3 separate regions of the Homo sapiens genome follow, and all the other regions are linked to region 1. A link is a contact called in ENCODE Hi-C or POLR2A ChIA-PET data. All regions are on one chromosome and are shown on one strand. The core of a region is the stretch at or near the end of the contact, and the rest is flanking DNA. Distances in the headings are between cores, read along the strand shown. Region 1 holds the start of ATF6B (activating transcription factor 6 beta). Region 2 holds the start of RING1 (ring finger protein 1). Region 3 holds the start of KIFC1 (kinesin family member C1).

Region 1 (3,066 bases), core at 501-3,000:
GGAAGCTGGAGCAGATTTTTGGAGGAAAGCAAAACTGGGGACTTTCAGGACTAGGGGCCTGGGTCTCAGAAGAATGGGAAAGGACGAGAAAGGAGTCTAAATAAGAACCCTGCTATTAGCATTGTTTGGTTTTCTTTTCAGGTGCTGACCTGAACCTGGTTCATCCCTTTCTGACCAAAACTGTTCACTCACCGTGGAAGGGACTAAGCATCCATATGGAGACGCCACCAGTCAATACAATTGGAGAAAAGGACACCTCTCAGCCGCAACAAGAGTGGGAAAAGAACCTTCGGGAGAACCTTGATTCAGTTATTCAGATTAGGCAGCAGCCCCGAGACCCTCCTACCGAAACGCTTGAGCTGGAAGTAAGCCCAGATCCAGCCAGCCAAATTCTAGAGCATACTCAAGGAGCTGAAAAACTGGTTGCTGAACTTGAAGGAGACTCTCATAAGTCTCATGGATCAACCAGTCAGATGCCAGAGGCCCTTCAAGCTTCTGATCTCTGGTACTGCCCCGATGGGAGCTTTGTCAAGAAGATCGTAATCCGTGGCCATGGCTTGGACAAACCCAAACTAGGCTCCTGCTGCCGGGTACTGGCTTTGGGGTTTCCTTTCGGATCAGGGCCGCCAGAGGGCTGGACAGAGCTAACTATGGGCGTAGGGCCATGGAGGGAGGAAACTTGGGGGGAGCTCATAGAGAAATGCTTGGAGTCCATGTGTCAAGGTGAGGAAGCAGAGCTTCAGCTGCCTGGGCACTCTGGACCTCCTGTCAGGCTCACACTGGCATCCTTCACTCAAGGCCGAGACTCCTGGGAGCTGGAGACTAGCGAGAAGGAAGCCCTGGCCAGGGAAGAACGTGCAAGGGGCACAGAACTATTTCGAGCTGGGAACCCTGAAGGAGCTGCCCGATGCTATGGACGGGCTCTTCGGCTGCTCCTGACTTTACCCCCACCTGGCCCTCCAGAACGAACTGTCCTTCATGCCAATCTGGCTGCCTGTCAGTTGTTGCTAGGGCAGCCTCAGTTGGCAGCCCAGAGCTGTGACCGGGTGTTGGAGCGGGAGCCTGGCCATTTAAAGGCCTTATACCGAAGGGGGGTTGCCCAGGCTGCCCTTGGGAACCTGGAAAAAGCAACTGCTGACCTCAAGAAGGTGCTGGCGATAGATCCCAAAAACCGGGCAGCCCAGGAGGAACTGGGGAAGGTGGTCATTCAGGGGAAGAACCAGGATGCAGGGCTGGCTCAGGGTCTGCGCAAGATGTTTGGCTGATTAAAAGTTAAACCTTAAAAGAGACAGGAACTTGTGAATTGTGGTCTGTGCTGTGAGATTTGGGGGTGGGGGGCCAGAGGGAAGGTTTCAGCCCATATCCCATTCTCAGCTTTTGGCTTCCTAGGGGAGGTAGCAGTGGTCACAGTGCGCCCCTTTTGAGGGGCTTATCTATCTCCGAGGACACATAGAAGCTGTCTAAACTAAACTTAGTAGTGGCTGGGGGAGATGGTGGACCTTAATACTGGGTACTACATCTCCCAGGCGCTTTATCACTGGAGCCTGTTTGGCGCATGCGCTTGGCGGTATGGCACTGTCTGGAAGTTACTTCCTGCTGCTGTGCTCCCATTGGGCCCGCCTACACAGTCATCCGCATCTGTTGATTCACGTGCTCAGCACCCAGGTCTCTTACTGGTCGGTAGAGCTTCCGGGACGCCCCCTTTTTTGAAAGAGTCAACTGATTAGTTGGTGATGGGGAGAGGCGGGCCTTGGGAACCGTCTCCTGGTTGGGGGGTGGGGGGGAAAGATGGCGGAGCTGATGCTGCTCAGCGAGATTGCTGACCCGACGCGTTTCTTCACCGACAACCTGCTTAGCCCGGAGGACTGGGGTCTGCAGAGTGAGGCACCGGGGAGGGGAGAGGGCTGTGGCAAACTGTCCCTGAGGCACGCGGGAAAGAAGCGGGGGCCTAAAGAGGAAGTCTGGGCAAATACGGAATCCGCCATCTGAAGGAGAGCGGAGCAGGGGGCTCGTTGTGCATTAAGGGGGATACAAAAGTCAGGGAAGAACTCTGCTCCCTGCTGGAACGTCGAGTTGTTCCGGGGTCGGGGAAGGAGGGGCTGAAGCGCCCTGGTTGTATCACTTTTCAAGTGGGCGGGCGGTGGGTCTGGCCGAGCGGAGCCAATGAGGGATGGGGCGGGGGCTTGTGTGCGATCTGTAGGCTGGGGCCACCGAACGACCCCCCGACGCTCAGCATTTCTTGCAGACAGCACCTTGTATTCTGGCCTAGATGAAGTGGCCGAGGAGCAGACGCAGCTCTTCCGTTGCCCGGAGCAGGATGTCCCGGTATTGTGTCCCCAGCCTTTCTCTAACCCTTGGTGGGTGGAAAGTGAGCCCAGAACCTGGACCCATTCACAGGCCATAACTCATCTGGAGTCACCCCTACTTTCTCATCCTTTCTCACACTCCTGCCCTCTTGTATCCTCCCTTATTTAGTTTGACGGCAGCTCCCTGGACGTGGGGATGGATGTCAGCCCCTCTGAGCCCCCATGGGAACTCCTGCCGATCTTCCCAGGTAAGGTAGTCTTTGTCGTTCCCTCAGATTTCCAGAAACCCTCATCTTCCCACTGTTTCCCAGAAACTACGTAGCTTCCTATATCCTCACGCTTCTACATAAGTGCCTATCCTCTCTCCTTCAATCCCCTATTTTTGTTTCTTCTCCCTTGCTGCGGTACAGGAATCCCCACCGACATGTCCTTGGGTACTTTTTGGACTCTTCTTAAGCTCTGCTTCCTGATAATTTCTAACTCCCTTTCCTCCAGATCTTCAGGTGAAGTCTGAGCCATCTTCCCCCTGCTCTTCCTCCTCCCTCAGCTCCGAGTCATCGCGTCTCTCCACAGAGCCATCCAGCGAGGTGAGAGAGCCATATCCCTCTTACTCTCTGTGACGGGGACTCTGCTTCATTCCCTTCACCCGTGGGTGACAAAGAAATGATTTAAATGATTTGTGTGCTATGAGTCATGAGGTGTGTGAGGTGTGGGGGGCCTTCTCCACTACCTTTGCCGTTTCCTTAATATCTTCATTTTC
Region 2 (3,230 bases), core at 249-2,748, 1.1 Mb before region 1:
AGATCAGGGCATCAAAGTTGGGGTCTGGCCGTAGGGATCGCTTGGACACCAGCTTCTTTCGGCAGGTAGGACACTCCTTGTTCCTGGGGTAGGAGAAGGGAAGCCCTGAGTGGTCAGTCAAGGGAACTGAAGCCTAGGCTGAACCAAGACCAGTGAGAGGGCCCTAACTTTGTACCCCTTCATCTCATCTCAAACATGTCTCTCCTATTACCCGCTCCGTAGGGCTGTGACAATGCAGTCAGAGCAGAATCTGTGGAGGCACTCCTTGGTGGTCATCGTATTCTTCAGCATGTCCAGGCAGATAGGGCACATGAGTTCTGAATGCAGTGACCGAGGGGAAACAGCAATCTCTGTGCCATCCATTATGGCTTCCTGAAGGCATCAGTGAGTAGAAAGGTGGTGTGGGTTAGAGGGAAAGGGGTTTTAGAAACAGCAGCCCATAAAATAAGAATTTTGAGAAATACAGTGAGAAGACCCATGTTGGTCTCTATAGGAGACAAGAATTCTGAGAAAGAGAAGGACTGATGACTTGGAGCAAATGGAGAAAAGACAGACTTTAGTGTCCATTAACTAAGAGTAGGAGCTTTGGAATAGGAGGATCTGAGGTGGCTAAGTGGCCTAGGAGTGAAGATGGCACAAATCTGTGGTTGGGAAAAACTATTCAACAAAATTTTTTAAAGTCCTGGTGCTACCTGTATTAGAACCCCATAGGGTGCCTGTTAAAAATTCAGATTCTGAGAACCCAATTCACTACTGAATCAGAATGTTGGGGGGCATGAAGCTCTGCTTTTAATAAACTCCCAAAGTGAGTCTTATGTGCACTGACTTATGACACTGAATGAGGAACAGGGAAGGTAATTTTTGTGTTTGTGATCTTTCAAATGAAGATAATAATACTTGTTCCACCTCTCTGGCAGGGCTGTTTTGAGGATTAAATGAGCTAAATGCGAAAGTGCTTTGGAAAGATTAAGGTGATTCAAAGGTAGGGCCAGGCAAGGCAGAATAGAGCAAATTACGGAAAAGAAGCTGTGTGATGCGGTCTGTGGATATAAGGGTTTGGGGGAGGGGGTAAGCCTGAAAGGGAGAATGCCTGTCACCTGCGGGGTCCGGTGCAGCTCATACAGACTCAGTTCCCACGTTTTGCTGGCATTCTGGGCATTCGCCGGCGTCGTCATGGTGACCGGGCGCAGACCCCCCACCAGGGCTCCACAGCCGAGGAGAAGGCGAAGAAGGCTGGGGGTGGGGGGAAGGGGAGGAGGGCGTCAGGGGGGCCGCCCCTCGCGTAGACCCCGCCCCTCCAGAAGCGCCCCTCTCCGCCCCCGCTCCCGCCCCCGCGCCGGCACTGCCCCTCACCCAGCTCCAGCCGTTCGCGCTCCCGCCGCCGCCGCGCCTCTCCCTAGGCCCGGGCTCCTGGGCCAAGTTCGCTCGGTCCGCAACCGCTGCTCAGACAGCAGCTCCCGCCACCGCCGCCGCCATGGCCCGGGCGCTGGGGCCCTACGTCACTTCCGCCTGCTCCTCCGCTACACCCGCTCCCCCCGCCGGCGGAGACGTCACCCACCATTCGCGGCGCGGGTGGGACGGGACGTGGACGCCGCGGTTCTCCCGCCCACGGGACGGGCTCGTCCCGCGTGAGGATCCTGCGTCCCGGGAGTTCTGCGCCACTTAGGGAACCACGGTCTCCGCCCCCGGCCCAGCACCGTCGCGCGGCCAACAACCTTAGCCTCGGTTCCCTTCCAGAGGCCCCCACGCGGGGCCTCAGCTCCGGGGGGCCGGGGCCTGGAATATCTGGGACCCCAGGAGGGGACAGAGGGCTCGTGAAAAGGGCTACCTCCCCCACTCTGCGTACCCTGGCGACTCTGGGGATCAACCCCCCTCACTTCTCCGTAACCCCCATTCCAGGATCCCGGGGGAAAAGGCTGCAAAAGATCTGCCGCTTTAGCCTTCTAGTCCTGAGAACACACCTAGGTCCCGATGTGCCCGGGATTCCCCTTACCACCCTGGGGACTCCCTCCACCCTCTGCTTTGGCTCTCCCTAGACCCTCCGACCCGCTCTCCCGCTCGAGGTTTGGGGGCGGCGGCTCGGGACGTCCAGACTCAACTCTCGGCCGGAGCCATAGACTCGAGAATTGCGTTTGGACAATCAGGAGCCGCGGCCCGGGGCGGGGAAGGGAGGGAGGCGCACGGGAGGAAAGGGGGAATGGAGACACCACGCGGAAACAGGGACATACACAAGATGGAGCTCCCATTGGGAAGGGGGGGTGCGCGTGTGGGTGGGGTACACAGGGGCAGAATGTCTGGAGTGGGAAGTGGGCAGAAGCCTCTTCGAGGACTCTAGAGTAAACGAAGGGGATGGGGAGGAAAGAGAAGAGGAAGGGGCAGAGCGATCCCCATTGAGTGTAGGGAATGAGAGGGATACAGGGCGAGGGGGTGGGGGGCAGTTAGAGACCCTGATGGGCATCTTGTCCCCGCCCGAGCTGAGGCTCCCGGACTTGGGCTGCGGCTGCCAGGGGGTGGCCTGTCCCTGGGACAAGGCAGCAGTGGGTGCCCTCGCCCCCCACCCCAGTTCCCCCCTACTTCCCTGTCCTCTCCTTCAGTCCGTGGCCAGTCCTTATGTGGGCGCCAGAGTCGATTAGCGCAGACCCCCCTCCCCTTCCTCCTCCTCTTCCCAGCCCCCTCCCTCCTGCTCTCTCCAGCCCCTTTCATCGGCTGGTTCATTCCCCTAATCCTGGCCCCCTCCCCTAATCCCCCCCATCCGACCCCAGGCCGGCTGCAGCTATTGTAAGGTGGAGAGAAAGGGGAGGGGGGGACTCAGAGAAAGGAGAGGGGTGGGGGAGGGCCACCTGTTCCAAGACCCCCTTTCAAGGCCAGACTGGACACCAAGATGGGGCCATGAACAAATCACCCTTGGGGACCATAAGAACCCAGGGAGTTGGGGGGAGGGGACTGGTGCTGCAGAACCAGTGGAAAGGGGTGACGCACGAACCCCTCCCTTCAAAAAGACCCGGAGTGTCACGCATACACAGTGACACATACTCTTTCCTCTCACACCCGGCGGCGGGGGTTGCCCTGGGAGACCAGGCAGAGAAAGGGAACAATCCTTCGGGAAAGGGAAAGGAGGGGGAGGTGGGGAAGGGTCTGAGGGCTTGGACACAAGAAGAGCCGGAGGTGGCAGGGAAGAGGACTTGGAATTTATTAGGGTCACAAGCACCCCTGCTTCCCATATTCAGCAT
Region 3 (3,230 bases), core at 292-2,791, 1.3 Mb before region 1:
TGATTCCCCATCTCACTCAGAGTAAAAGTCCTCACAACGACCCCCACAAGGACAAACTGTGATCAGCAACCCCACTACCCATTACCTGACTTCCTTTCCCACAACTTTTCCCCTTGCTCACTTCATTCCAGCCACACTTCCCTCCTTACAACTCTTTAGGGACTCTGCTCTAGCAGATTCCCTCTGCCTGAAATGTTCTTCCCTCACTATCTGCTTGTCTGTCTCCCTCACTTCCTTCAAGTCTTTATTCAACTCATCTTTTCCATGGGGGTTACTGAGACCACCCTATTTAATACTCTAACCCGCCAGTTGGCCTCCCCTATGTCCTCAACCTTGAATTTCTCCTTTTCTCCACAGCACTTACGGCCTTCTGGCAGTTATATAATTCATTTATTACATTTATTGTCTGTATCCCCATAGAATGGCAGCTCCACGATGGCAACGATTTGTCCCTTGTTCACTGCTGCATCCTAAGTACCTACAACCACGCCTAGCATGTAGTAGGTGCTCAATAAATACTTGATTAATAGATCTGAGAAGGCTTTTACTACTTCTTACTGTCACATAATACTACTCTGCTCTCTGGTTGTCACGAGAGAAAGAATCTCTCTTAAGGCTGAATCCTAACTTCAGGGAAACCTGAACGTGAAATACTAGTAAACAAAGGATTCAGGCAGACCTTTCCTGGCACCAGAGATAAGTACACTCCAGCTGTCACACACATTCATCTCTCTTCACTGGAGACAGGAAGCTGCATATGGTTGTGGGGTGCAGCAGGGCACCATTTAAGAGAAAGAACTAAATCAATCAGTTTCATTGGGCAGGAATCTGCACAATTTGGGAAAGGAGAGAGAGAATGAGAAGTCTTTTGGCCCAGATTACCCTACTCTCCTTCTCCCTTTCCTACACTCCGAAGCAGCAGTGATAAGGAGAGGCGATTAACACAAAAGGACCTCAGCAAGGATGTGGCCTCAGACACCATGTCCCCAAAAGGAAGAAGTCATATCAGAACTCTCCCTTCTTACACACTGCAATCACACCCTGAGTAGGAATAAAGAAGTGGAAATGTGTCAGACGAGCCTGAGAATTCGAAATGAGAAATCTCGGAGACATGAAAGTTAAGGGAGGGGCTCCAGAAACTTGAAGCTAGGGGAGGGCAGACAGACGTGCCTTCCGACCTCCCCGGGTGCTCTAAGCCGTCTCCACTCCTGCCTCCGCCCCTTTCCACTTGTGCGGGGGCGCACGGACCTTCGCTCTCCCGGTAGACATGACAAAGGCCGACCGGGAGCCGGGGGCGCGACAGCATCGGAGCGGTCAGCCTTCGTCCCCATCCCCAGGGCAGGACACCTGCGCCGCCCCTACTCACCTGCGGATCCATGTCCACCTCGGTCCCACACGCGCCGGGGGAATGCAGTGGAAGAGAACTGGGTGCCGGGGATCCTGGGACTCGCGTTCTCTCGCCCGCTCGCGAAGCAGGGTAGAGAACTCGCACGGCTCCGGCCGCTACCAGCCCCGCGCCACACCCGCCACTTTTGAATTCCAACGGCCACCACCCACTCTCACCGCGCTCTGCACGCAGGGACCAATCGTCGCTGTCGCCACAGCCGAGGGCCAATCGCAGCGTTCTCCGCCACCCGAAGCCACACCCCGCCCGACAGGCGCCTTGTCTTTTCTGTTTCGCAGGCGCAGGAGAGGTAGGCGGATTAATTCCACTTCCGGTGCCACTTATGCTTCTCACCCCTCCCCTCCTCTAGCGGCAATAGTGCTGGACTTCCGCTCGGCTCCCCGCCGTCGCTCGCTACGTCAGAAAATGCGTGGACGTCGCCGCACGAACGCAACTGGCCAAGCGAAACTGGTGGCGGCCGGAGGAGAAGGGGCGGGGACGCTGGAGGAAAGAAATGACGCGTGCGCAAACGAGGACCCGTGCCGGGAGACAGGCGGGACTAGCGCCTCCTGGTGACTGCAGTAGGGAGCGCACTTGTTTTCCGTCGACGTGATTGAGGCTCCAGCGCTGCCTCTCCTGGTCGTGGTTGACTGGGCCCGGAAGTGGCTCCTGGAGCCCTCACGTGGATGTGAGTGGCCTGGTCTGTTCATTCCCTGGTAATGTTGCCATTTCTCACCAAATTTAGGAATTTTTGCGCTCCATTGAAGCCTGACAGTGGGGATTCAAAGCTCAGGAAAGAACTTTTCTTTATAGCCCTCTTCTCTCAGCCAGCCTACTTACCTGGGTGCTGTTACTGGTACTGGGCTCAGGGCCTTTGGAGTCTCGAGCTCGGGGAAGATTTACTGCTTCCATTTATGGAGTATTTTATGTTTTGCAGATTGTGCACCTGTATTATCTCGTCTTTTAATCACGAAAATTCACTGAGTTCCTACATTGTGCCACATTCTTTGTAGAGATGGATGGAGACAGGTTCAGAAAGATTACACAATAAGGTCACACTGCTGGTTAGGAATGGATCTAGATTCCATTAGCTTCAAAATCCAAGCTATTTCTGTTAACTCACGTTGCCTCTAACAGTCTCGGTGACAAGAGCAACCCCTTACGTGTGAATAGGGTGCTAGTTTGCAAAGTCGTTCTACCATATTTACTCATCCGAGTTTCCATCCAATCCTGGAGGTAGTCAGGACAGGGTTTTATTTATGAAACCGAAAGGCAGGGGCCTCAAGCATATGTTCGGGGATTTGGTGTGCAGTTGGAAATTGGCAGGTCTGACACCCGCGCTGCCGTCTTCTATCCATTGCTTTAACTTGGCTTCAAACAAGCTTGTAGAGAGAAGCAGATTGTGGGGAGACACACTGTCTGAAAACCATGTTGCCATCCCCCCAACCTTTGATATCCTGGGAAAACTCCAAAAAGCAAGAGCTTGAAGAGAACACAGTAAAAAGAAAAGGAAGAAACTAGAGAAAACCAACAATGGAAGGTAAAGGGGGATAACTGAGAAGGGAGACCTGAGAAGAAACATATAGCAAAAGATATTTATCAAATTAAAAAAAAATTTAAATGGAATGGAGAAATATAGACCCATTAGCAGATTAAAGGGGGAAAATGTATTCATCTCAATTGATGCAGCAAAGTCACTCAAAATATTCAACACCCGTTGATATTTTTTTTAAAACTCCAGAAGCTGATAAAGGACATCTTCAAAAATTTCGCAAAACACATCACCATAATGGGGAAATGTTGAAAGCGTTCCTTTCAAGATGGGGAACAAGGCAAGGATGCCTGC

What was found. A loop is a pair of places that touch in the nucleus more often than their neighbours do. ChIA-PET counts read pairs that join two places held with the same protein, here RNA polymerase II (POLR2A). Pooled maps may share reads with other maps.
Region 2: a loop to region 1 is called in a map of CD4-positive, alpha-beta T cell, with 2.5 times the contacts of the local background. The contact joins the promoter of RING1 here to the promoter of ATF6B in region 1. A Hi-C loop is called at or near these places in 5 of 168 maps with a recorded cell type or tissue (CD4-positive, alpha-beta T cell, K562, gastrocnemius medialis and 2 more), 1 of 37 single-sample maps with no recorded cell type and 11 of 50 pooled maps.
Region 3: a loop to region 1 is called in a map of naive thymus-derived CD4-positive, alpha-beta T cell, with 11 times the contacts of the local background. The contact joins the promoter of KIFC1 here to the promoter of ATF6B in region 1. A Hi-C loop is called at or near these places in 1 of 168 maps with a recorded cell type or tissue (naive thymus-derived CD4-positive, alpha-beta T cell) and 6 of 50 pooled maps. POLR2A ChIA-PET finds 5 or more read pairs at or near these places in 1 of 52 experiments (PC-9).

What each region holds. Positions count from the first base shown.
Region 1 is chr6:32,126,930-32,129,995 of GRCh38, reverse strand. ATF6B (activating transcription factor 6 beta) reads left to right here and starts at 1,750. Exons shown (of 18, transcript NM_004381.5): 1 at 1,750-1,879; 2 at 2,246-2,325; 3 at 2,476-2,554; 4 at 2,802-2,893. The coding sequence starts at 1,789. It overlaps FKBPL (FKBP prolyl isomerase like), which reads left to right. Exons shown (of 2, transcript NM_022110.4): 2 at 142-1,289. The coding sequence starts at 216. The coding sequence ends at 1,265.
Region 2 is chr6:33,206,768-33,209,997 of GRCh38, reverse strand. It overlaps RING1 (ring finger protein 1), which reads right to left and starts at 1,498. Exons shown (of 7, transcript NM_002931.4): 1 at 1,354-1,498; 2 at 1,098-1,233; 3 at 212-372; 4 at 1-83. The coding sequence starts at 1,175. It overlaps MIR219A1 (microRNA 219a-1), which reads right to left and starts at 2,163; the gene lies at 2,054-2,163. It overlaps HSD17B8 (hydroxysteroid 17-beta dehydrogenase 8), which reads right to left. Exons shown (of 9, transcript NM_014234.5): 9 at 3,167-3,230.
Region 3 is chr6:33,390,134-33,393,363 of GRCh38, reverse strand. KIFC1 (kinesin family member C1) reads right to left here and starts at 1,541. Exons shown (of 11, transcript NM_002263.4): 1 at 1,367-1,541. The coding sequence starts at 1,378.